Regions from separate parts of the Homo sapiens genome. Here region 2 is linked to region 1. A link is a loop called in an ENCODE intact Hi-C map of the cell type or tissue named here. Cell type or tissue: dorsolateral prefrontal cortex. All regions are shown on one strand. Links, peaks and the distances in the headings refer to the core of each region. The heading gives the core; the rest is flanking DNA. Region 1 overlaps KRT84 (keratin 84). Region 2 has its middle 28 kb from the start of KRT18.

Region 1 (9,940 bases), core at 5,516-8,015:
CCTGGGATTGAACTCAGGTCTGCCTGTGCCCTTGTCCATGGGTTTGACCCCTATGTCATCTCTGGGAGATAACTGACATATTAATAATATTGAGTCTTCCAGCTCATTAACACAGTATATCTTTCTATTTATTTAAGTTTTCTTTGATTTCTTTCATTAATGTTTTGTAGTTTTCAGCATACAGATCCTCATATACTTTTTAAAGGTTTATGCCTAAGTATTTATCCTTTGGAATTAAATGGTACTATTGGAAATGATATTTCAACAATTTTTTAATTTCCATTGCTGGTGTATAGAAATACAATTGATTTCTGTATATTGACCTTGCATCCTGCAACCTTCCTAAAGTCACTTATTAGCTCTAGTAGATATTTAAATAAAGATTTCCTAGAATTTTCTATATAGAAAATGAAGACTTCTGAGCTGTATTTCTTCCTTTCCAACCTGTATATTTTTGCCTTAGTTCAGTGGCCAGGACAGCTTGTACAATACTAAGAGTGGTGTAAGCAGACTTCTTTATTTTGTATCTAATCTTAGAGAGAAAGCATTCAGTCTTTTACCATTAAGTATGCTGTCAGCTGTAGGTTTTTTTTTTTTTAGATTTCATTTGCCAGGCTAAGAAAGTTCCCTTCAATTTCTAGTTTGCTGAGAGTTCTCTCTCTTTTAAGCCAAGAATGGATGTTAAATTTTGTCAAATGCTTTTTCTGCATCTGTCAAGATAATTATACTGTTTCTCCTATTTAGTCTGTTGATATCATGAATTACATTAATAGACTTTTGAAAGTTGAACCAACCTTGCATTCCCAGGCTAAACTGTCATTGGTTATGATATACTATCCTTTCATTTGTTACTGTGCTTACTTTACTAATGCCTTGCTGAAGATTTTTTCATTTCTGTTCATTAAGGATACTAGTTTATAGCTTTCTTTTCTTATAATGTCATTGGGTTTTGGTGCAGGGTAATGCTGGTCTCAAAAAGAATTGAGACGTTTTCCCTTCTCTTATGTTTTCTGGAAGAGTTTGGGTTGAATTCTTTCTTAAATGTTTGGTAGAATTCACAAGTGAAAATGCTTAGGCCTGAATTCTTCTCTGTGGGAAGGTTTAAAACTGTACATTCAGTGCACACTTACTAGATATAGAGCTATTCAGGCAGGACTGGCTACATAATTTACAAGGTCTATCTTGGTGAATGTTCCCTATTATCACTTGAAAAGAATGTATACTTTTCTGTTTGGGGTGGTGTGCTCTATAAATGTCAAGTAAATGAGGTTGATTGAAAGTGACACAAATTACCAAAGACAGTGACAGTAGGCATTAAACTTTCCTTCTGTTAATCTGTCTTTGGTCATCTTAATTCACAGACTCCAAGCACTAAAACTAAGTGGGTAAAGGAAAGCTTTTTCTCCCTGACAGTGTGTTTCGACCATTTATGCTATATGTAATTATTAATATTGTTTTATTTAAGGTCTGTGATTTTATTATTTGTTTTCTTTTTGGCCTTTCTGATGTTTCTCTATTCTTTTTTATCTTCTTTGGATTATTTAGATATTAATATATTTTCCTTTGATCTATGACTTAAAAAACTTATTTATTATTATAATTATTCTTATTTTTGCAGAGAAAGGGTCTTCTGATATTACCAAGGCTGGTCTCGAACTTCTGTGCTCAAGTGATTCTCCTGCCTCAGCCTCCTACAGTGTTAAGATTGCAGGCGTCAGCCACCACGCCTGACCTCTATTGATTTTTGAGTGTATCTCTATGTATTACTTTTTAGTGGCTACTCTAGAGATACAATGTATGTAATCTACTTTTTCACAGTCTACTTAGAGGTGATATTTTATCACTTACGTTTACCTTCCCCAGTTTATGTGACAGTCATCATAGATATTGCATCTATATAAATTAAAACCCCATCACTAGTTATCATTTTTATTTTCAATAGTCATATACATTTTAAAGAACATAAAAGAAACAAAAATAAATTTTATATTTACCCAGATATTTACCATTTCTGTTGTTCTTCCTTTATTCCTGAAATTACGTTTCTCTCTGATATCGTTTCCTTTTAGAGCAAGTCTGCAAATGGCAAATTCTCTTAGTTTTCCTTCGTCTGAGAATGTCTTTTTGTTTCTTTGTTGGTTTTGTTTTCTTTTTGCCTTTGCTTCTGAAGGAGACTTTTGCTGGCTGTAGAATTCTGTGTTTACAGTCCCTCCCCCCTCCACAACCCTTGGCACTTTAAATGTGATGTGCCACCATCGTCTGTCTTTCATGGTTTCTGATGAGAAATCTATGATAATTTGAACGATTATTCCCCTATATGTAATGTGTTATTTTCCTCTAGCTTAAAAAAAACTTTAAAAAAATCTTATGTTCTCTTTATTCTTCAGATTGGATAATTTCTATTGATCTGTCTTCAAGTTATTGACTCTCCTTTGTCTACTTCTTTTTGTTATGGGCCCATCAATGACTTAAAAAATGTCAAATATTAAAATTGCCCCCAAGGGGTGTGTGTGACTTTGCACGTAGAAGATGAGGTGGGAAGTCATGAGCTCCTGGAAGCAGGAGGGCCAGTGGCTGGTGACCCCACCATCATGCAGGGCCTGAGGCTGTGAGCAGGGCAACCTCTACATCCTCAGGGTGCTGGCTGGGGTCTTGGCAATGCAGAACATATAAAAATGAGAGATGTGCTTCCTGCTCCCTCAGAAGAACTGTCTTGGAGTGAGGCTGACCAGCAAACCATTCCTACTATGAGACATGTGCCCCAATGGAGCTGTGCTGTTCGTGACTGTGCCTTGGCTGACTCCTGTCCCCACCTGACGCTATGTCTTGCACTCTATGCTATAGTCATGGCCAATTTCAACTCCAGGCAAATCCTCAAACTTCTGCTCTCTCCAACGTCTTGGTTTTTGCACATGCTGTTGTTGCCTCTGCTTGGGACACTTCTTCCTTCTTAGTATGGCTAATTCATCATCCTTCACACCTCTGCTGGGACATTATATCCTTCAGGAAGCATTTAATGTTGCCCCAAGTCTGGGCGGGGCCTCTTGTCTGGGTAGTACAGCATGAGTTCTGCTTTTAATATAGTACTTAGCATATTGAGTCAAGTGCTTATGCACTTGTCCATCTATCAGACATGTGCACTTGTCCATCTATCAGACAGGACTGTAAGCTCTTTGAGGGCCGGAATTGAATCTTGTCAATTACCATTTTCCCAGCATCATGCCTGGTATGTGGTAGGCACTTCTCAAATGTTTGTTGGATGAATAGACAAAAGATGAGAGGTGGGCAGTGGGCTGTGTGGAGGGGATGGCTGGAGGTGGAAGTCTACGGGCAGATCACACAGGGCTTGTATGCCATGTTAAGGAGCTTGGGCTATTTCTGGGAGGCAACGGGGAGCTACCGAAGGATATGAGCTGCGGGGAACCACAGTCAGTTTTTTATGTGAGAAAGGCCTTTCTAGCAGCATCGTGATGAATGAGTTGGATGGAGACACGAGTGGGAACAGAAAGACCAGGAAGGACCTATAATGAACTGATGAACTGGGGGAACTGAGGGTGGGTGAGACCTGGGGAGCAACAGATGGCAGGGTTCACTTTGGTCAGGGGAGGGTGCCTCTGAGCACAAGGCTATTCCCAGTGGTGGGGGGAAGTGGGCAGTGGGCTGGCTGCCACTTGTTTTTGGAGCCTTTGCTACCTCTCCTATGCCCTGCAGAACTGTCAGTCCCTCCAGCGAATGGCCTGGGCCCTCTTTCCTCAGTGCCTTCCCTGTGCCCAGGACACCAGTCTCTGCCCTACCTCAGCTAGGCAGGCTGTGATCTGGTGGAGTCTAGGAGGCAACTCCTCCAACCCCAGTGTGATCCAGAAGGAGAGGCCAGAGTCCCTGTGAGGTGAGCTTGGCAAGTTTATTGAAAACCCAGGAACACAAAGAGTAGTGCACACAGGCAGCCCACCCCACCCAACCCCCAGGCCTCCTTGGAGCTTGCAGACACAACCCTGCAGTGGACAGGGCTGGGCCTCACACCACGAGCAGGGGCAGGAGTACGGGGATCATTGCAAAGCCCGCCTGTCCGCCTGCACCCCACCTCGTGGACTTGCATGCTGGAGTTACACCAACAACCCAGGAAGAGAAACAGCCGGAGAGAAGCCACTGGGAGAAAAGCCATCTCGGGGTTTAGGGAGCCTGGGGCCACCAAGGACTGGGATCCCCTTCATCAGGGAGAGAAGGAAAGAACCTTCTCCTACCAGAGAAAGGAAGAAGAAGGAAGTGAAGGATGTGGAGTTAAGGATGCCTGCAGTGTGGACGGTCAACTCCATTCTCCAAATTAACCCAAAGCCACGGGTGGTGAGGGCACTGGGTGGATTGTTGTTATTGCACGGAATGTGCATTTCTCCAGGCTGTTGCTGACAGGGAGAGGAGTGATCCAAAGGACAGAAATTGGGAGGCAGGGAGAAGCCAGCTTAGCTGGAACTGCTAATGGAGCATCTACATGGCAGAAAAATCCTCCAAGAGGACATGGGGCCAGGCAGAATAATCGGGGGAGTGCTAAGGGGTGGCTTCCTGGCAGAAAGGGGAGCTGGAGACCGTCAAGCCCAGAGCCCACGAACCCTGGGGGCAGAAGCAGGAGCCGTGGAGCTGGTTCTTCTCTGGGCAGCAGCTGTCTGGGGCTGGGCTCTCAGTACTTGGTCCGGCAGGAGGTGGTGGTGGACACAAAGCGGACGCTGGAGCTGCGGCCGCCGCTGCAGCTGCTGAAGCCCCCCTGGGTGGGCAGGGGGCAGGGGACGCTGGGGACACAGGCCTCGCTGATGAGCATGGAGCCACTCCTTGTGCCAGTGCTCAGCAGGTCCCCAGTGGCCGGGGCGACCCGGGCTCCACCCAGGCTGGGGCCACAGGAAGCCAGGACCCCACTGGTGGCACAGACGCTGCTGCTACCTGAGAAGGTGACCCCGCCGCGGGAGAGGGTGGAGCCGGCAACCAAAGGCTCAGGCCCGCACACCAGGCCGCCCCGGGAGCTGCTGACGGCTGCGGAGAAAGAAAGCATCAGGGAGGCTGCCGACACCAGGGCCCTCCACCTCCATGCTACCCCTGGGCTGCACCTCCGGGTCTGGTGGGGAGGGAGTGGGGTCAGGGTTGTGGCATCTGGGGAAGTGGTCCCTATTGTCTATACAGTCAGTATACACTTTTTCCCTCTCTGGATGGCTCAAAGACTGTGACTACATTAAAATCAAACATTCAGATGAAAATGACGACTTCATCCAATTCCCCAGATGTTTGCATGCATCCATAGGTTGACTGTCATTTATATACGGCTAAAGTCAAGTTGGGTTGTGAGATGTAGGTAGTGAGCTGGATTATCCAGACAGCTGGAACAGCAGCTTCCACAAAGCCATGGGCCTTTTCTCTTCCAGTTGTATTATGCCCCTTGGTGGTCTCCATATTTCCCCTAGCCCAGCACACAGGAAACCCCTCCAACACTAGTCCCTTGTCGCCTCTCTCCTGACCCACTGGTGGCTGTGCTCTGTAGCCCTCTGCTCTCCCTTGGACACAACTCCATGCCTCAGGACTCAAATCCACAGAAGAGCTTGCTAGACCAGCCCCATCCATGGAGGGGTACACTCTTTCCTGCCCTTTCATCTTACCCAGAATCCTTCCTGCCATCCATGATGTTCACTCAAGCTTGACCTCCTGCAGAAAGCCATTGCCTGTGGCTTCCCCTGACCACTCACCGCCTCCATGGGAGTGGGAAGGGACACTGTCTTCCAAGTACATGTAGCTCTGACTGTCTGACCCACCCAGTTTAGCACTCGGTTCCACTACACGTCAGTGTTCATTTGTGTTTTTGGAGTCAGAAATCTGGGTTTGAAATCTGGTTCGCTTTGTAAGTTCTGGCAAATCATGTACTTTCTCTGAGTGGGCAAAACAGGGATGCCAGTATCCGCTTTTCTCCCCAGGGATCCTTCCAGTGTTAGGTTGATGGTGGCTAGGACTCATCTTCTCAAGAAGATTCTATTTCTAGAGAGCGTGGGCTGGGTCTTGCCTTGCCAGTGTCCCCAGACTGCCATGCCCGGCACACTGCCCTGCGTGCTTTGGGTACAACCCATGCTTCGGCTGCAGCAGTGGGGAGACTTCCATTTGGCCTTATTGCGTTCCCTGCCATCAGGGGATGAGAGGCTCCCCTGGCAGAGGCGTCCCATTCCTTCTAAGTCCCAGTCCTTCTAAGTCCTTCTAAGTTCCCTTGAAGGACAAGGCCGCTCAAAGCAAAAAAGCTGGCTGTCCTCCACTTTGGAGGCCTTGAAAACCTTTATGAATGTTTTGCTCTGGGGAAGGCAGGCTCTGGGGAGATCTCAGACCTCAGCTAAGAAGATGCTCCCCATCCAGGGCTGGATGGTCCCAGCTCCCCTGACTGTCGTGGCCAGACCGGCCATGTCGGACGCCTCCTGACCCCAGTGTGAGCCTGAGTTTAAAGGAAGTTTGAAGAGGAGAGAAATGTGTGAAGAGGAAAAAACAAGTTTCTTACATATGTTTACTGGTCCAACACCTTCACAGAGCCTGGAAAGGGGAAGAAACAAATCATTTCACATGCACTATTGTTTCCTGAAAACCTATTTGCCATAAAAAGGGCTTTCTTGTTTGAGTAGATCTGTGGAGCAGTAGTTCTCACCCCTGGTTATACACACATCTGGGGAGCGTTGAAAAACACGTTCTTAGACCCTATCCCAAAACCATTAGATTAAAATATTTAAGGAAATTTATCATTAGTAGTAATTTTAGCAAAATTACTAATGATTCTGGTGCAGCTTATCTAGACTTGCATTTGAGAATCACAGGTCTAGAGCCTTCTTCTGATTCCCTGACAAGGGCAATGCAACTAATGTTTGCAGAGAAGGTATTGTCATCTTTAAAGACTATGTATTTCTGCAGTTCTTCACTGTCCCCTTCTCTTCCTTAGTCTTTCTAGATGCCTAAGTCTGACTTCACTCTCCTGCTGGACTGAGAGTACTCACCGGCTCTCCTCGCCCTCCAGCAGGCGCCTGTAGGTGGCGATCTCGATGTCCAGGCCCAGCTTGGCATTCATCAGCTCCTGGTACTCGCACAGCTGCCGCGCCATGTCCTGCTTGGCCTGCTGCAGGGCACACTCCAGATCTGCCAGCTTGCATTTGGCATCACTGAGGGTCGCCTCGCCCTGCTGCTCGGCCTCGGCCACTGCAGCCTCCAACTTGGCACGCTGCAGGGAAGGCAGTTTGCAGGTAGGCTTCGGCAGTGCCAGGGCATCCCCAGGTTGGGTTAGAAACACGGCCCCTCTTAGTGGGAACATAGCCTGGGGCCAAGGCAGGGATGGACCCCATGGTGGCTGCTTTCCCAGGCACTGGAGACCCTGTAGTTTGATGTCACTATGGGGTAGGGCATTGCTGTTGTTTCCATCCCCACTGACTTTGTCACTGCTGATTTCAGCTGCCCCAGAGTCATGGCATCTAGAGGGTAAATTTATTCTTTCTGTACCACCTTCCCTGCTGGGTCTGCTCTAGCCCTTTACTTCTATGTGGGAAGCTCTCCTTCCCTTCCATATTTTTATCCTCCAGAAAGCCTTCCTGGACTGATCCCTCCATTCCTTGGTTTCTGGGTCTTGATGGTCTCCCTCACCTCATTAGACTTGGGGGTTCCCAAAGCCTGAGGCCCTGGTTCTCCCTCATCTGAGGCTTTCCCTCCTTTCCTTTGCCCACCTGAGCCTTGGCGTGCTCAATCTCTGCCTTAAGCCTCTGGATCAGGCGGGTCAGTTCGTTGATCTCGTTCCGTATGTTGCGCAGGTTGTCACAGTGTTGGCCAGCTGTCACCTGCATCTCTTCATACTGCGGAGAGAGGAGGGTATTTTGAGGGTTCGGAGGTCAGGTCAGGATCACAGCCCCCACTGAGTTGGGGGCTTCAAACCTCCCTGGGCCTGATCTGTTATATATGAGTCATTCCCAGAGCTGCCTACATCCCTTCCCCAGCCTCCACTGCCCACCTTGGTCTGGTACCAGGCCTCAGCATCAGCCCGGCTGCGCCTGGCCACCTCCTCATACTGGGCCTTGACCTCAGCAATGATCCCATCAAGGTTCAGGTCACGGCTGTTGTCCATCTTCACAATGACCGACGTCTCTGAGATGTGCGACTGCAGCAACTGGATTTCCTGTGTTGGAGGATTGGGGAGACAGATGTGCTTAGAGTCTCATTTAGTAGCTGGGACTCTGCCACAGGGGGCCCAGGAAGTGGTGCCAGGGGCAGAGAGCATCACTCATTGGTTCATAAAAAAGCAAGACCATCTAAATTGATGATAAAGAAAAAGACATGTCTGAGAACCATCTCAGGCTGACTTTAGAGCTCTTGTGATCTACTCAGAAACATCCCTTTAACACACTACTTTGCTCAGTAAGTATTAAAACCATGGGGATCTAAGAACATGGTGGAAGAAAGTGGGAGCCACTCTAGGGCTTAAACTTTTCTTAGATTATCTACAAAGTGGCTGGGCTGGTCACAGACCGTTGAGACCTGACAATATTTTAGCACATGGTGGTCTAGGAATTCCTATATCCCAAGCCCTTAATAGAAGAACTGAGGGGCTTGGGACTGGCCTGCAAAGAGAGTTCCAGAGGAGGCTTTCCTCAGCCTCTTCACTTAGAGCTAGCAATTCAGCTCTGGCTGGGCCTATACCAGACTGGACAGATTGTTTATGAAGCAAAAGACAGCTGGTTTGGCTAATTAGGTCAAACACATTTTTTCTTACCTCTCCTGGCAAATCAATTTTTCAGTCTTCTTGTCAGTACACAGGAAGTGACATTTCTAGATCCCAGTCTTTAAATTGGTAAATAAGGAGTTGGATCATAGATCCAAGGAGTTTGACTTGCATCAGGCTGCTGAAAAGCCTGCTCACCTTCCCTTCCCCATTTGAAGACATATTGGCATATATAGCATACAGATTTGAGTGAGAGGAAAGATATATGATAGCAAATGTTTGAAAATATGCTAGCCCAGGCTAAGCATTCAGGGAGTCCAGGCCAAGCATTGATCTCCTTGGGTGCCCTAGAGAAGATGAACCCTCACCTCCATGTAAAGCGTTTTTAGAAAGTCAATTTCCTGAGTTAGGGTATCCACGTTGGCCTCGAGATCAGACTTGTTCATGAAAGCTGCATCCACATCCTGTATAAAACAGAGAAGGATAAATACTCATCGCCTGGGCACTGTTTCACCTTCCCACCTGTGTCTGGAGATGGGTGCAAAGAGGCAGCCACTTCCCACAGATGGTAAGGTCGCTGGGTAGAAGTGAAGCTCAGCAACTTTTGCTCATTTCCCTATTACAATGCCAACATTCCCCCAGGGGCTGCTGGACATTTCCTGATGTTCAGTTAGAGGCAAAGAAAATCTAGATAATCCAAGATACTTAGGTCACCTTTTCATACCTCTGCTCACATGTGACCCAATCCTAAAGAATCTGAGGCTGAACCTGAACTTTGTAGGAAATCTCTTGTTATCTCTGAGATTCCACTGTCTCCACTGTCTTGATGTGAGTAGTCCCAGACTCCACAGGGCTGCCTGAGCAGTTTCCTGGGGAGTCTTGAGAACATTTGCCGGTCCAGAGGAGAAGTTGGCCTGGTCTGTGGTTCCCCCTTACCTTCTTCAGAGCCACAAACTCATTCTCAGCATTGGCCCGACATACCACTTCCTCTTCATACCTGATGATAAAGGTTAAGAGGGTGAGTGCTTACTCTGAACTGAGAGGCAGTTACTCCCAACTCCCCAGTGAACCTTGCAAGATCTCTCAGTCTGTGCAGGATCATGGTTCCCTATTGCTATCTGAATGCTATAACATCATCCCCTCTGTCTCATCTTTATGACCTTTCATAAGCCAGTGCCTCTCAGTTTCTCCAAATCCCTTCCACTTTCTTAATGTGGGTTTGGGATCTGAAAA
Region 2 (16,563 bases), core at 6,618-9,117, 600 kb after region 1:
CCTGATGAGATTATTATGCATTGTATGCCTGTATCAAAATATCTCGTGTACCCTAAAATAGATACACATACTGGGTACCCACAAAAATTAAAAACTTTTTTTTTTTTGAGACAGAGTTTCACTCTTGTTGCCCAGGCTGGAGTGCACTGGCTCAATCTCGGCTCACTGCAACCTCCGCCTCCCAGGTTCAAGTGATTCTCCTGCCTCAGTCTTCCGAGTAGTTGGGATTACAGGCGCCCACCACCACACCTGGCTAATTTTTTTTTTTTTTTTTTTTTTTTGGATTTGGAGTAGAGACGGGGTTTCGCCATGTTGGCCAGACTGGTCTCGAACTCCTAACCTCAGGTGATCCACCTGCCTCGGCCTCCCAAAGCGCTGGGATTACAGGCATGAGCCACCAGACTCAGCCAAAATTAAAAACTTTAAAAAATAAATTAATAACCACAGCAGTAGCTAGTAGCTAATGGCTACCAGATTGGACAGGACAGTGCAGCACCAGACTGTAAGCTCCCTTTGAGCAGAGACTGGACTATCTTGTTCACTCTTATGCCCTGATACATAACACAATTCCAACACATAAACAGCAGGTTGTTATTTTCTTTTTTAAAGACAAAAATTTGAAATTGTAATTTTTATTAAATTGTAAATAAAATGTTATTTTATTTTATTTAATAACCTATAGCATTTGCCAATATCCAAGGTATAAATACTGCTGTCATGGTTGATTTAAAATGGTTTAATTCTGGGAAGCAAAATTTTCAAATTTAACAATCTTCTCTTACTAGCTTTTGAATGAATAAGCAAATGAATGAACAAATAAATGAGCAAATAACAAACCAAGAGGAGTCTCTGCATGCCTCACCCAAGGAAAAGAGGACAAAGGAGAGTAGAAGAATATTTCAAGATGCCAGCAGTCCTCTCACTCTCTTTGCAGGTCCTCTTTGTTCCAGGAAAGAGAACTTAGTGGGAGAACAATTGAACTTCCTCAGCTTCGCTTCACACACACCCCAGCTTTAAGAAAGCCCAGGAAGAATTTGTTTTTTTTTTTTTTTTTGAGACGGAGTCTTACTCTGTCACCCAGGCTGGAGTGTAGTGGCGTGGTCTCGGCTTCTCAGCTCACTGCAACCTCCACCTCCCAGATTCAAGCGATTCTCCCGCCTCAGCCTCTCCAGTAGCTGGGATTACAGGTGTGCACCACCACGCCCAGCTAATTTTCGTATTTTTAGTAGAGACAAGGATTTCACCACGTTGGCCAAGCTGGTCTCAAACGCCTGACCTCAAATGATCCACCTACCTCGGCCTCCCAAAGTTCTGGGATTACAGACATGAGCCACCTCACCTAGCCTTTGGATTACAGACATGAGCCACCTCGCCTAGCCTTTTTTTCTTTTTAAGGAAAAAAAGAAAAATAAAATCTCATCTTAATCTGCTCCATTTTTTTTTCTTTTTAAAGAAACTTTCCCAAGTCACTTAAACAGTCTTCGTAATGGGAAGGCACTCAAACTATAAATCTCCCTGTCATTTAGGAATGCTCAGTGCAAATGTTTATAGAACCCGGGCACCACTTTCAACCTCTCCTTTGAAGAAGGGCTTTGTAATCCTCCTCTGGGGTCACTCCTACATTCCAAAAATGTTCAGGAAAGGAAGGGAAGGTGCCCACCAGTGGGACAGCTTAGACCCAGGTCCCCACCCTCAGGTTCGGCCCTAAGAACATAAAGATACAAGAAAGGTCACGAGGTTAATTCAAAGCCAAGGAATGTCATGGCAGTAAATGCTGCAGGTGTTCACGGGGAGGATGATGGCCATGATTTGTGGCAGAAGTGAAACCTGAGAGATGCTAAGACTTGTGCAGTGGGAAAGGTGAGAAAATAATGAGAACAAAGTCCCCAAGGCTTGGCTGCATGCCTGGCAGCTAGTAGGTACTGCATAAATACAAGTTCATTGGCTCTCCTTGAGTTGTCTGGCTGGGGTCCCAGAGACTGAAACTTTGCTCTTGGCTGCAGCAGGGGCAAGATCGCAGGGGTGGGTACATGCCAAGCCCCAGGCAGCACGTCACCAGAGAGATAATCTTGAGCTGGTGGGAGCAGCCAGGCATGCAGTGGGGCTGAGCTGAGCCAAAGCACAAAACAAAAAGGTCTCATCCCTGTGGCTATAATCAAGGATGCCAACCCTCCGGCTGCCCCAAGACCCCAAGCCTAGATAAGGAGACAGCATCCTGCCTGAAGAGTGTGGCTCTGTCCAGTCGGGGTCTCAAAGGCCTACTGCCCACTTTGGTGCTGCCTTTAGCCCTGTCTAGCACCAGACCCAGCCACAAGGAGCACCTCAGGACTATGGCATACTTCTGTTGACCGGATGGTCACAGCCGTGGTCAAATCAAAGCCTTCTTGGGGTTCCCTGGAGCTGTCACTCATCTGCCACCACTTTCAGGCCTCTGTCACCCTAACCCAGCCCTTCAACACAAGTTCTCTGGCTTCTTCAAGCTCCTATCAAGTAATACAAAATCACCCTTAAAAGGCTCTATAGTATTGTTCAATTCCTTATCTAATACTTTCAAACCCCAAAAAACTCTGAAAACCAAAAATTCTTCATAACTCACATGCAAAACCTAACATGAAGTTATTTATACTTTTTTTTTTTTTTTTTTTTTTGAGACGAAGTTTCGTTCTTGTTGCCCAGGCTGGAGCGCAATGGCACGATCTCGGCTCACCGCAACCTCCGCCTCCTGGGTTCAAGCAATTCTCCTGCCTCAGCCTCCCAAGTAGCTGGGATTACAGGCATGCACCACTGTGCCTAGCTAATTTTGCATTTTTAGTAGAGATGGGGTTTCTCCATGTTGGTCAGGCTGCTCTTGAACTCCCGACCTTAGGTGATCCGCCCACCTGGGCCTCCCAAAGTGCTGGGATTACAGGCGTGAGCCACCGCGCTCAGCCTATTTATACTTTTTATATATTCCATTTAGTGTGAATATTCATACATTTCACTGCAGCAATATTAATAAGACTGAGTCCATGATTACACGTGCCACAGATCCCCCCCTCCCCACTGTGGTTTTCCTTAGTATACATTTTATGTACCACATTTCCTTTGTAAAATCTGAAAGATTCTGAATCCTGAGAGTCATCTGGACCTACAGGTTAGGTTAAGTGATTGTGGGCCTGCAGCATAAGCCCAAGTTTAGAGTGAAAGAATTCCAAGCTGAAATGCCTACTCCCCCAAGAGATGCACAGGCCCCTGCCAGGCAGAACAGACAGGGCCTTAGAGCTGATGGTGGGAGGGTCCCAGGAAGACAAGGCAGGGTAGGGGACTTGGATAGCTCAGGGCAGTGCCTCTTCGCCAGCTGGTGCACAAGCGCAGTGTTTCTAGGCTTTCACAACCACGCAGCAGCCCAGGGTGTGCCTGCTGCTCACCAGGATGACTCCACCTCTTCCATCAGCCAGAGCTTGAGCAACAACTTATCTCCCCACCTGGGTTTCTTCATCATTGCGAGGAACCCACCTGGGAGCCCTGGGTGGGGACGAAAGGAACTAAGGCATGCAGCATACTTAAGGAACTCAGTGGGGGTGGGCTACTTTGATTGTTCCTTTATTCAGTGTTTCTTGACCACCTTGTACCATGGTAGACCCCTGTGGGCAAGACAATGTATAAATTACCGTGTTAAGGACAGACAGAAAGTACACAAATAATTAAAAGCAAAATTGAACTGAGCAGATTAAAGTGAGATTTCAGAAGAGAGTTTGGCCTGGAGAAAAGAAGCTTGGGAGGAAAGAATGCTGCCTGGGGCGTCAGGAGCCCTGGGTTAGGTCAGGCTGACTCATTTCGGTGACTTTCACAAGGTTCTTCTTCTCTGGGCTCAGTTTTCCTCATCAGCAAAATATAGATTTAGCCTTAGATCTCCTCTAAGATTCCTTCCATTTTCTTTCTTTCTTTCTTTCTTTCTTTTTTTTTGAGACAGAGTTTCGCTGTTGTTGCCCAGGCTGGAGTGCAGTGGCGCAATCTAGGCTCACCGAAACCTCTGCCTCCTGGGTTCAAGTGATTCTCCTGCCTCAGCCTCCCAAGTAGCTGGGATTACAGGCGCACACCACCATGCCCAGTTAATTTTTGTATTTTTAGTAGAGACGGGGTTTCTCCATGTTGGTCAGGTTAGTCTCAAACTCCTGACCTCAGGTGATCCACCCGCCTCGGCCTCCCAAAGTGCTGGGATTACAGGGGTGAGCCACTGCGCCCGGCACCTTTTTTTTTTTTTTTTTTTTTTTTTTTTGAGACAGAGTCTTGTTTGATCACGGCTCACTGTAACCTTGACCTCCCACGCTCAAGCAATCTCCTGCTTCAACTTCCCAAATAGCTGGGACTACAGACATGCACCACCATGCAATCTCCTGCTTCAACTTCCCAAATAGCTGGGACTACAGACACGCACCACCATGCCCAGCTAAATTTTTTTTTATTTTTAGTAGAGACGAGGTCTCACCATGTTACCCAGGCTGATCTCAAACTCTTGAGCTCAAGCGATCCTCCTGCCTTGGCTTCTCAAAATGCTGGGATTACAGGCGTGAGCCACTGAACCTGGCCTCCCTTCCATGATGCCAAATATCGGAAGGTCTGTCATTTAGGAGAAGATAAATTATACCTACTCTCTGTGATTCCCAGGGGTACAACCAGACAGAAGCGTGGAAGCCAAAGGAGGCAGGCTTGCTGAGATGAAGGACTTTCTGAGGTGCTCTCCTGCACTCAGGAGGCCGCCTCCTCCTCATCCCAGTGCAGCAGCCTGGGGTTTGTAAATTAGGTAGAGAGTCAGAATGGGGTGCCACACAGTCCCCTCCCTCCACAAGTCCATAAACTCAACCTCCAGAATGGCTTTGGGTTTGCAGAGCATTTGCCAATTCACCAAGCAAGTCTGATTTCATCCTGGGAGCAGACCTAAAAGACAGCAGGGCAGGAACTCAAGGAGTCTTCAAGGAGGCATGGGGGATGAGGGCCCTGGGAATGGGCAAGGGAATAGCACCTGGATATGATGTGAGTTACACATTAAGGGAGATGTTGGCTTATGCCTGCAATCCCAGCACTTTGGGAGGCCTAAGTGGGCAGATCACCTAAGGTCAGGAGTTCAGCCTGGCCAACATGGTGAAACCCCATTTCTAGGCTGGGCGAGGTGGCTCACGCCTGTAATCCCAGCACTTTGGGAGGCCGAGGAGGGCAGATCAAGAGGTCAGGAGTTCAAGACCAGTCTGGCCAACATAGTGAAACCCCATCTCTATTAAAAATACAAAAAATTAGCTGGGTGTGGTGGTGTGTGCCTGTAATCCCAGCTACTCGGGAGGCTGAAGCAGGAGAATTCCATGAATCCAGGAGGTGGAGATTGCAGTGAGCCAAGATCGTGCCATTGCACTCCAGCCCGGGTGACATTACGAGACTCCATCTCAAAAAAGAAAGGAAGGAAGGAAAGAAGGAAGAAGGAAGGAAGGAAGGAAGGAAGGAAGGAAGGAAGGGAGGGAGGGAGGGAGGGAGGGAGGGAGGGAGGGAGGGAGGGAGGAAGGAAGGAAGGAGGGAAGGAAGGAAGGAAGGGAGGGAGGGAGGGAGGGAGGAAGGAAGGAAGGAGGGAAGGAAGGAAGGAAGGAGAAACCCCATCTCTACTAAAAATACAAAAAAATTAGCCAGGCGTAGTTGCAGCCGCCTATAGTCTCAGCTACCAGGGAGGCTGAGGCAGGAACCCGGGAGGCAGAGGTTGCAATAAGCCAAGATCGAGCCACTGCACTCCAGCCTGGGCAACAGAGCAAGATTCTGTCTCAAAAACAAAATTTTTTTTTTTTATTTTAAAAATTAAAAAGGGAGGGGAAGGCCAGGCGCGGTGGCTCATGCCTGTACTTTGGGAGGCCAAGGTGGGTGGATCACCTGAGGTCAGGAGTTCGAGACCAGCCTGGCCAACATGGTGAAACCCCATCTCTACTAAAAATACAAAAAAATAGCTGGGCGTGGTGGCAGGTGCCTGTAATCCCACCTACTCAGGAGGCTGAGAATCGCTTAAACCTGGGAGGCAGAGGTTGCAGTGAGCCGAGACAGCGCCACTGCACTCCAACCTGGGTGACAGAGCAAGACTCTATCTCAAAAAAAAAGGGGGTAGGGGGAACTTATAGTCATCTATGCATATAATACACAAAATGCAAATTATACACCAAATAGCAGAATATAATCAGTACGGGGTTAGTGGTAACAAGGGCTGGCAGGGGCTGTGGGAGGAGTTTGTGTCCTCACTCTGCCCTCCCCTCTCCAGCTGGGTATTTCTGCTCCTGCCCCTGTTCTCTCTCTGTTCTCTCTCTCTCTCTCTCTCTCTCTCTCTCTCTCTGTGTGTGTGTGTGTGTGTGTGTGTGTGTGTGTCTTTGTCTGTTTCTCTCTCTCTCTCTCTCCCTCTTTCTCACTCCTCACATTGGCTCCCACCCTCCTCAACCATGGCCAGATGGCACCGAGGAGGAGACGCAGCCCCTGTCCTTGAAAGGTGTAAGGTGTGGCTGGGCAAACACCAGGCCAACCCATCCACAGGAAACCCCACGGGGCCAAGGCCCAGCAGAGTCCTCTCTGTTTTGGCACCAGAGACAAAGGATTGTTCCAAGGATTACAGAGAAGGAGCCAGGCTGGCTGGCTGGGAGGAGAAGGAGCAGGGAGAGGGGCTTCCTGGAGGGGTGGGCGTCACACTGATAGACAAGAATGAGTGGACTGTTCCTGAGTTGCAGAGGGGCCAGATGACCCCCTTCAAGACTGAAGTGCTTCAGATAGCACTCCTACAGCAAGCTCAGATAGCACTCCTACAGCAAGCTCAGAGACAGGTCCAGCATCCTCCACCTTTCCAGTCCTGTCCAGGAGAAATGGGGTGGGCGGGGATCCAGGACATGAAGAAAGGCACGTAGCCTGCCTGCAGGCAGAGATGGGTGAAGAAAACTCCAGGGGCTGAGATCCTAACACTTCTGCTGAATTTTATCTCCCTCCTGTAATAGCCGCTCCAATGGTCCCATCCCAGCTGCACAGAGAGATATCCCTGGACAGAAGTCAAACAGCCACAGTGGAATAATCCCAGTGAGGTCACTTCCTCCATCCTTCTGTCTGCATTCTCTGAGGCCCCCAGGAAGCAGTGCAGGACTGCACTCTGGTGCTTTTATCTTCCCAGGACATGACTTCTGTGGGGGAGAGGGGCCAAGGCAGTGAGGCCTGGGACTGGGGGTCACAGGAGAGAAAGGAGACACTCTGGGGAACCTCTGTGGGTGGACTGAACCTCTGGGATGTCCCCATGGGCCCATAAGCTTCAGACCAGCCCCCTTGCTCTCAAATTATGGCCCACCCGCTTCTCCATTCCCCACACCCACTGTCCCGGGTTGGGCTGAGGTGCCAGCATGGAGAAGCCACATGGCATGCAGTGTACGGAATCCTTCCCTGGACTGCGCCAGGCCCTCTGGCCCAGAAAGGTTCATCCTGTCCTGTGCTACCTGGGAGGTAGGGAGGGACTCAGGTCCAAGCCCCACTGTGGACAGAGCCCTGGCCAAGCATAGACACAGGGCGTCAAGAATCCCAGGAGAGGGAGGGTCTCATGGCTCCCCAATCCCACCCATCCTGCATCTTCATCAAGGTACTTCTGGGCCCCTTGAGACAGTGGCAGCAGCTGAAGGTGAGGAGTCAGGGGATAAGAGAGCATGAGACCTTCACCTCTCCACCCCGCACCTCTCTAATTTGCTTCCAGAATTATCTTTAAATCCACATTGTTGCCCTATCACGACTCCCCCCTGAAACACCTGTGATGGCCTCTCATTGTTGAAAGCATAAAATCTGATCTTCCCCCTGCATTCCATCTCCCATATCCACCTCCCTACTCAAGTGCCCCGTCTGCCCTTCACTAAACCTACTGTTCCACCTGAACTAATCTCAAACAACGTTTCCCAAACTGCCTCCTGCCAGGAGTTCTCCCCACCCTTCCATGTCCTGCATCCCACGTTTTCCTCAAGGCTCAGTGCAAATCACGCCTCCTCCCTGAAGCCTTCCCCGTAACTCGGCTGCCACCCTCAGGCTGCCTGCCAATGCTGTCTCCTCCTCTGACACCTCTTATGAGCACCACTCATCAAGATGGTCCCTTTAGTACTTGGCGTGCCTGGCCCCACATGTTGGCTGGCATTGTTTATTTGAATGAACATTGCCTTGGTACAATGATGGAGCCTGCTCTGTCCTCCTAGAAGAGACAGGAGAGAGAAGCCCATAGCAAGGGTCAAAAACTCCCAGCCTGAACCTGGGAGATGTCCATATACTGATGAAATGAGAGGTTCCCCTCTGGGTTCCAATGCACAAGCCCTGTACCAGATGAGGGAGCCATAAGGGATGCAGACAGAGACTCAAAGACAGAGACAAGGGCTGAGGGAGGGGGGATGGAAAGAACTGGGGAGCCAAAGACTGCAGCGGGGAAAGAATGCAGTGTCCATCCTAAAAGAAGGAAAATGGAAGTTTCCCAGGGAGGAGGGTGCCTGATCTTATCTGCTGTTTACATTCCAGAGAGCCCCTGCTTCTGCTTCTCATCTTAATTAGAGAATACTTGAGAAGCCCTGCCGCCGTGCAGAGAGAAAGGAATGCAGGCCCCCACTAAACCCCAGCCTGCCCCCCTCACCCCTGACCTCCTGCTGGCTATGTGGTGGGACTGATGGGAGTCTGGGTTCTGGATCCATTTTCTGTTTTCTGTTTTTTTGTCTACAGTGGGCTGATCCATTAAGCTGGATTCCTTGAGAGAGTATGTGAGAGGGTCTGGGAACTGTCAGGGCTCCACTCCTGCAGGAAACAAACAAACAAACAAACAAACAAAATTAAAAAGTATTAGAAAGAGCCACTGAGAGGAACAGCTGAGATTCTCTCAGTCAGTCTGCCATTCACCCCCTCAAACATCGCCCTCACTCCACCACCATAATGTCCAGGCAGGGTGCTGACACTTCACCGTTCACCTCCCACCCTGCCCCGGGCTGTCCTCCAAATGTGTGTCAGACACAGTGCTGGGGGACTTATACTTCTGTCATAGTCTCTGTCTTCAGTAGCATATGGTAAGAGCCAGGATCCGCTATTAAACATGCTGTGAGTGGGTAGAGACAAAGTCTTGTCTTGTAGGGTGAGCAGGCAGTGAGGTCAGAAAGGGCATCACAGGTAGAGGAAAAAGCATGGGCAGAGGTCTGGAACCCAGTCCCTCTTCATACCACCCGCTGACCCTTTCCCCTCCCCCCCACATGAGATTTCTCCCCCTCTCTTCTCTCTTCTCTCCCTCAACAATTCCAGGGTTGCCCACCTGAAAACAAGCTCCCTGGACCACCTTCCCTTGCAGCTCTCTGTTCCTTCTCTCTTTTTTTTTTTTTTTTTTTTTTGAGACGGAATCTCACTCTGTCACCCAGGCAGGAGTGCAATGGTGTGATCTCAGCTCACTGCAGCCTCTGCCTCCCAGGTTCAAGTGATTCTCCTACCTCAGCCTCACGAGTAGCTGGGATTACAGGTGCCCACCACCACACCCAGCTAATTTTTGTATTTTTACTAGAGATGGTGTTTCACCACATTGGCCAGGCTGGTCTCGAACTCCTGACCTCAGGTGATCCACCCGCCTCAGCCTTCCAAAGTGCTGGGATTACAGGCGTGAGCCACTGCGCCTGGCCAGCTCTCTGTTCCTTCTCATAGCTAAGCATCTTACATCATTCTCTCTCGTTTTGTTGTTGTTTTGTTGTTGTTGTTGTTGTTGTTGTTGTTGTTGTTTGAGACAGAGTTTTGCTCTTGTTGCCCAGGCTGGAGTGCAGTGGCGCGATCTCGGCTCACTGCAACCTCCACTTCCAGGGTTCAAGTGATTCTCCTGCCTCTGCCTCCCAAGTAGCTGGGATTATAGGCATGCGCCACCACACCTGGCTAATTTTGTATTTTTAGTGGAGATGGGGTTTTATCATGTTGGTCAGGCTGGTCTCAAACTCCTGACCTCAGGTGATCCACTTGCCTCGGCTTCCCAAAGTGCTGGGGTTACAGGCTTGAGTCACTGCATCTGGCCTTACATTATTCTCAAAAGAGGTCTACACACAGGCTTTCCCCTTCCTCACCCAGTTCACTCTTCAGCCCCTCCAGGCTGGCTCAGCTCGTATGGCTCCTCAGAAGCTGCACTAGCCAAGGTTCCCAGAGACCTCCATGTTGTTGAAATCGATGGACACTTGACATTCCTTTTGTTCCTTGACCACTTAGCTTCCAGCAGCTGCATGCTCCCTCCTTCTTTTTTTTTTTTTTTTTTTTTTGAGATGGAGTTTCACTCTTGTTGCCCAAGCTGGAGTCCAGTGGCATGATCTTGGCTCACTGCAACCTCCATCTCCCAGGTTCAAGCGATTCTCTTGCCTCAGCCTTCCAAGTAGCTGGGATTATAGGCGTGTGCCACCACACCTGGCTAATTTTTTGTATTTTTAGTAGAGACAGGGTTTCACCATGTTAGCCAGGCTGGTCTCGAACTCCTGACCTCAGGTGATCCACCTGCCTCGGCCTCCCAAAGTGCTGGGATTACAGGCATGAGCCACAGCACCCAGCCTCTCCCTCCTTCTTGAAACACTCTCCTTCCTAGTCTCCCAGACACCTCGTGCCAGGCTTTTCTCTAGTTATAGTTTCTCGGTCCCTTTTCCCCACTCACCCTCCTTGACATGGTCTGTAACTTGATGTTTCTGATCTATAAATTGACCTGATATAAAGTTGATGTTCCTCAGGGCTGGGTCCTGGCCCCTATTCTCTTATTAATAGGGACTATTTTCTTGAGTCATCTCATACCTTGCCCTGGTTTTAATTGCATCTTCTATAGACCAAAGACTTCCAGATTGTGATGTCCAACCAGACCTTTCTTGTGAGCTCCAGAGCAGCCTATGGAATATTCTACTTAATGCCTCTTTTTAGATGACTCTTAGGCATCTCAAATTTAACCTGTTCAAAACTGGATTATTGATCTTAGCTCCCACCAGCTTCATAATTCTTGTTCATCTTAGTAAATGACACACCATCCATCTAATTGCTTGTGCCAGAAACCTGGGAATCATATTTGACACCTCCTTCTCTCTTGGTCTACCCTATGGATCTAATAAATTAATAACCCTACTTCCACAGTAAGTCCAAATCTATTCCTTTCTCCCCATCCACACCCCACATCCAGGCTGTAGGCATCTGTCCTCTGTACTATCACTGCAACATCTTCCTAACAGAAAGTCTTCTCATGGCCACCAGTAACCACTCAGCCTTCCTCCACACACCAGCCAACATGGTCTTCTTTAAAAATAAATCTCAGCCGGGCTTGGTGGCTCACACCTGTAATCCCAGCCAAAGTGGGCGGATCACCTGAGGTCAGGAGTTCAAAACCAGCCTGGCCAATGTGGCAAAACCCCATCTCTACCAAAAAAAAAAAAAAAATTAGCCGGGCATGGTGGCAGGTGCCCATAGTCCCAGCTACTCAGGAGGCTGAGGCAGGAGAATCACTTGAACCCAAGAGGCAGAGGGTGCAGTGAACCAAGATGGTGCCACTACTCTCCAGCCTGGGTGACAGAGCAAGACTCCATCTCAAAAAAATAAATAAATAAAAATAAAAATAAATGTGTGCCAGGCCCAGTGGTCCCAGCTACTTGGGAGACTGAGGTGGGAGAATCTCTTGAGCCCAGAAGTTTGAGACCAGCCTGGGCAACAGAGCAAGACCACCTCTAAAAAATATATAAATAAATAATAAATAGATAAAACTAGATCTCATAATATCCCTCACCTACTTAAAACCCTTCCGTGACCCAGGAAGCATCCAGACTCCATGGCCAGTGCCCTGACTCTGTGTTCCAGCTCCTCTTTTTGCAGTCTCCCCTGCTGACCAGCCTCCAGCCACACCATTCACTCCACACACACACTCCTCCCTTAGCTCCCTCCCACCTCCTCATCAGCGATCTCTCCCTCACCTTCCGAGGCTCTGGCTAAATGCTCTGGTATACAGAAGGAGCTTGATGAGTATGGGGAAGGTATGGGAACAGAGGAAGGGAGGAAAAGCCATGGCGACAGGGTGACACTTATAGCAACAAGTTGTATGGTGAGGGGGGCAGGTTAAGGGATGAGGCTGCAGAGCTCCCTTGAACTATCCCTTTAAGCATTTTGTAATGACTCCTATCCCTTTAAGCATTTCATAGCAAGATCTGCACCTGTTTGAGTTATTCTGTTTTATTTCTGGCACTGCATCAATATAGCCATTTGTTTTATTAAATGACTCTGATGGCATTTTTTTTTTTTTTGAGATGGAGTCTCGATCTGTCACCCAAGCTGGAGTGCAATGGCATGATCTCAGCTCACCGCAACCTCCACCTCCTGGATTGAAGCTATTCTCCTGCCTCAGCCTCCCGAGGTACGCACCACCATGCCCGACTAATTTCTTGTATTTTTAGTAGAGGCAGGCTTTCACCAAGTTGGCCAGGCTGGTCTTGAACTCTTGACCTCAAGCCTCGGCCTCCCAAAGTGCTGAGATTACACATGTGAGCCACCACGTCCGGCACTGATGGCCTTTTTGACTTGGTGACTCCAGCTGTCCCTGAGAAAAGCAGTCTTGCCTCCCTCTGCCCCCTGGTGGCCTTCTAGGTGCAGAGACCATTGTTCCAGTCATCCTGGCTACTAGAATGGCTTTGATTTTCTGGCTTATAGCACCACCATTTGGCCAAATTTGCTAATAGGCGGCTGCTCCATCCACATTGACTTCCAATTTCTTTTCAACCTTCTCATTGGCAGAGTTCATGGAATCAGAGCCTCTTGGAGCTTAAACAACGTCAGTGGACGTAAGAGCTCTCCAGAGCCTCAAGCAAGCTTGCAGTTCATTCTGGAGGGCCATGCTAGCGGCACAGACAGAATGGCAGTGATCATGGTGCAGGAGTCGAGGAACTGGCCCTGTGAATGTCAGGCATGTGTCCCCCTGGGTTTCCTGGTCCTTCCCTATTTGCCCTTGCCCTGACACACCTCTCATCCTCCTTCATGCTGCCTCCTGCACAATGCTTCTCCAGATTGGCTCAGTCCTATTTACACAGTCTTTGATCTGGTGTTTATGTCTTTTTTTTTTTTTTTTGAGACTGGTCTCAAACTCCTGACCTTGTGATCCACCCGCCTCAGCCTCCCAAAGTGCTGGGATTACAGGTGTGGGCCACTATGCCCGACCTATGTCTTTATTTTTTTTTTTATTTTTTTTTTTGAGACGGAATCTTGCTCTGTAGCCCAGGTTGGAGTGCAGTGGCACGATCTCGGCCCACTGCAAGCTCTGCCTTCCAGGTTCACGCCATTCTCCTGCCTCAGCCTCCCGAGTAGCTGGGACTACAGGCACCCGCCACCACGCCCAGCTAATTTTTTGTATTTTTAGACAGAGATAGGGTTTCACCGTGTTAGCCAGGATGGTCTCAATCTCCTGACCTCGTGATCCGCCCGCCTCGGCCTCCCAAAGTGCTGGGATTACAGGTGTGAGCCCCTGCACCCCCGCCCGACCTATGTCTTTATAATAATACCTAATATTTATATAATGCTTTGCAGTTTATGAACTATTTTATTTTATTTTTTATTTTTATTTTTTTGAGACAGAGTCCCACTCTGTCACCCAGGCTGGAGTGCAGTGGCATGATCTTGGTTCACTGCAACCTCTGCCTCCAGGTTTCAAGTGATTCTCCTGCCTCAGCCTCCTGAGTAGCTGGGACCACAGGCACGTGCCACCACGCCCGGCTAATTTTTTGTATTTTTAGTACAGACAGGGTTTCACCATGTTAGCCAGGATGGTCTTGATCTCCTGACCTCGTGATCCACCTGCCTCAGCCTCCCAAAGTGCTGGGATTACAGGCGTGAGCCACCAGGCCCAGCCTATGAACTCTTTTATACAGAACTACCACTCTTCAAGTGCTTACTGTGTGGCAGGTACTGTGCTAAGGATTTGAAATAAATGATCCCTAAGCTTTCCAAGATAGGTAAGTATAAGTGGTCCCATGTTATGAAAAAGGAAACTGCCAGGCGTGGTGGCTCACGCCTGTAATCCCAGCACTTTGGGAGGCTGAGGAGGGCGGATAACCTGAGGTCAGGAATTGGAGACCAGCCTGGCCAACATGGCGAAACCCTATCTCTACTAAAAAAATACAAAAATTAGCCAGGCGTGGTGGCAGGTGCCTGTAATCCCAGCTTCTCAGGAGGTTGAGGCAGGAGAATTGCTTGAACCCGGGAGGTAGAGATTGCAGTGAGCCCAGATTGCACCATTGCACTCCAGCCTGGGTGATAGAGTGAGACTCCATCTCAAGGAAAAAAAAAAAAGAGAGGCTGGGTACAGTGGCTCAGGCCTGTAATCCCAGTACTTTGGGAGGCCAAGGTGGGCGGATCACAAAGTCAGGAGTTCGAGACCAGCCTGGCCAACACAGTGAAACCCCATCTCTACTAAAAATACAAAAATTTGCCAGGCATAGTGGCGCACGCCTATAGTCCCAGCTACTCAGGAGACGAGGCAGGAGAATCGCTTGAACCCAGGAGGCGGAGGTTGCAGTGAGTTGAGATCGCACCACTGCACTCCGGCCTGGGCAACAGAGTGAGACTCTGTCTCAAAAAAAAGAAAAAGGGAACTAGGGTTTCGGACAAGACCAAATGACATAGTAGAAAAAGCTTTGAAGTCAGACCAGATCCAAGTTTGAATTATTTATTTGTTGTTGAGTATCACAAACTGTCAGTTCACTCCCTGGATAAAAATTGCATGTGAACACCTCTAGCCAGGGCATGCACTCCTCAATCTTCCATAGTCTGCACCACTCCCAGTGACCTACACCACTTCGCACACTTGCCTATCTGAACCCTGACAGTATTTGAATTTGAGACCCTTAAAAATATTATTCCACTTGATCTTTAACAGGGGTTTGTAAGGAAGGCAGTAGCATAACAAAGGTAGGAGGGTAGGAGGATTCCACCCTGAGTCAGGCAAGAACGGATGTTTAGTCCGTAACGAATTTTATTTTATTTTATATTTTATCTATTTTATTTTATTTTATTTTTTGAGGCAGAGTCTCCCTCTGTCACCCAGGCTGGAGTGCAGTGGCAAAATCTTGGCTCACTGTAACCTCTGCCTCCCCAGTTCAAGTGATTCTCCTGCCTCAGCCTCCTGAGTAGCTGGGATTACAGGTACATGCCACCATGCCTGGCTAGTTTTTTTTGTTTGTTTGTTTGTTTTTGTTTTTTTGGTTTTTTTTTTTTTGAGACAGAGTTTCACTCTTGTTGCCCCGGCTGGAGTGCAATGGCACAATCTTGGGTCACCACAACCTCCACCTCCAGGGTTCAGGAGATTCTCCTGCCTCAGCCTCTGGAGTAGCTGGGATTACAGGCATGTGCCACCACGCCTGGCTAATTTTGTATTTTTAGTAGAGACGGGGTTTCACCATGTTGAGCAGGCTGGTCTTGAACTCCCAACCTCAGGTATTCTGCCCGCCTTGGCCCCCCAAAGTGCTGGGAATACAGGCATGAGCCATCGCACCAGCAGTTTTTGTATTTTAATTAGTATTATCAGTGAATTAATAATATCTGCCCTATGATTATAAAATTGAGCAGTATAAAGATATACAATGAAAAGAAAGTCTTCCTCCTACCCAGCACCCAGCCCCACAACCCACTCCAGAGGCAACCATTATTTACAGTTTTTCAACGTATAGGTGGATATCATTTTAACCTAATTTTACAAATGAGGAAACTGAGGCTTAGAGAGGTTGAGTGGCTGTCCTGAGATCACGGGCCTGATGGAGCTAACAGAGATGATATCAGATCTTGTCCTTGACACTGCATTGCCACCCTAACATCATCCTGCTTCACACATACATCCTGGGTATGCATCCTGGACTGAGAGTCCTCAGAGGGCAGGAGTTGCCCATGGAACCTGCTAGGGGCAGTAGTCAGCACTGGGCCACTGGGTGCTACAGCAGGAGGCCTGGGATCTGCACCATGATTAAGCTGCTGTGTGATGTTGAGCAAATCTCTTGATTTCCTCACTTGCCTTTCTTTCTCACTAGGCTATATTGAGATTTAAACAAGCCAAGTAGAAAGATGATTGGAGAGTAAAGATGTCATACAGATTCAAGGAGGGGTGAGGACAGATATTTAGTATAGGGTTAACTTTGTACTTTCCTTGGAGCACACGTGTCCATGTTCAGATACTTTACAGATACTTTAACTTGAGCACATGCGTCCTTGTTCAGTTCCTTGAAAAGTGTTGCTTGTTCACTGCCTTTCTTCTTTTTTTTTTTTTTTTTTTTTTGAGACAGAGTCTTGCTCTGTCACCCAGGGTGGAGTGCAGTGGCGCGACCTCAGCTCACTGCAACCTCCACCTCCTGGGTTCAAGTGATTCTCCTGCCTCAGCCTCCCAAGTAGCTGGGACTGTAGGCACGTGCCACCACACCCAGCTATTTTTTGTATTTTTAGTAGAGACGGGGGTTTTACCGTGTTAGCCAGGGTGGTCTCAATCTCCTGACCTCGTGATCCACCCGCCTCAGTCTCCCAAAGTGCTGGGATTACAGGCGTGAGCCACCGCGCCCA

Evidence for each region. Hi-C counts contacts between places; a loop is a spot of excess contacts. Peaks named below come from ENCODE experiments on the same cell type or tissue, not always from the same donor. Only the 100,000 strongest peaks of a DNase experiment are listed, where the experiment ranks them.
Region 2: it touches region 1 in a loop (2.6-fold over the local background); 46 of 110 quality-filtered maps call a loop at or near these places.

The regions. Positions count from the first base shown.
Region 1 is chr12:52,373,362-52,383,301 of GRCh38, forward strand. It overlaps KRT84 (keratin 84), which reads right to left. Exons shown (of 9, transcript NM_033045.4): 3 at 9,644-9,704; 4 at 9,076-9,171; 5 at 8,000-8,164; 6 at 7,719-7,844; 7 at 7,002-7,222; 8 at 6,515-6,546; 9 at 4,451-5,019. The coding sequence ends at 4,673. Among named protein-coding and RNA genes, the nearest start is that of KRT84, 7.3 kb to the right of the region's middle. RefSeq lists enhancers at 1,010-1,179, 8,201-8,370. In dorsolateral prefrontal cortex, for the core only: a CTCF peak has its summit at 7,028 (motif pointing right); a DNase peak (open chromatin) is centred at 7,060.
Region 2 is chr12:52,968,398-52,984,960 of GRCh38, forward strand. No RefSeq gene overlaps it. Among named protein-coding and RNA genes, the nearest start is that of KRT18, 28 kb to the left of the region's middle. RefSeq lists enhancers at 2,826-3,753, 3,754-4,679. In dorsolateral prefrontal cortex, for the core only: no CTCF peak of the experiment used is centred there; a DNase peak (open chromatin) is centred at 8,054.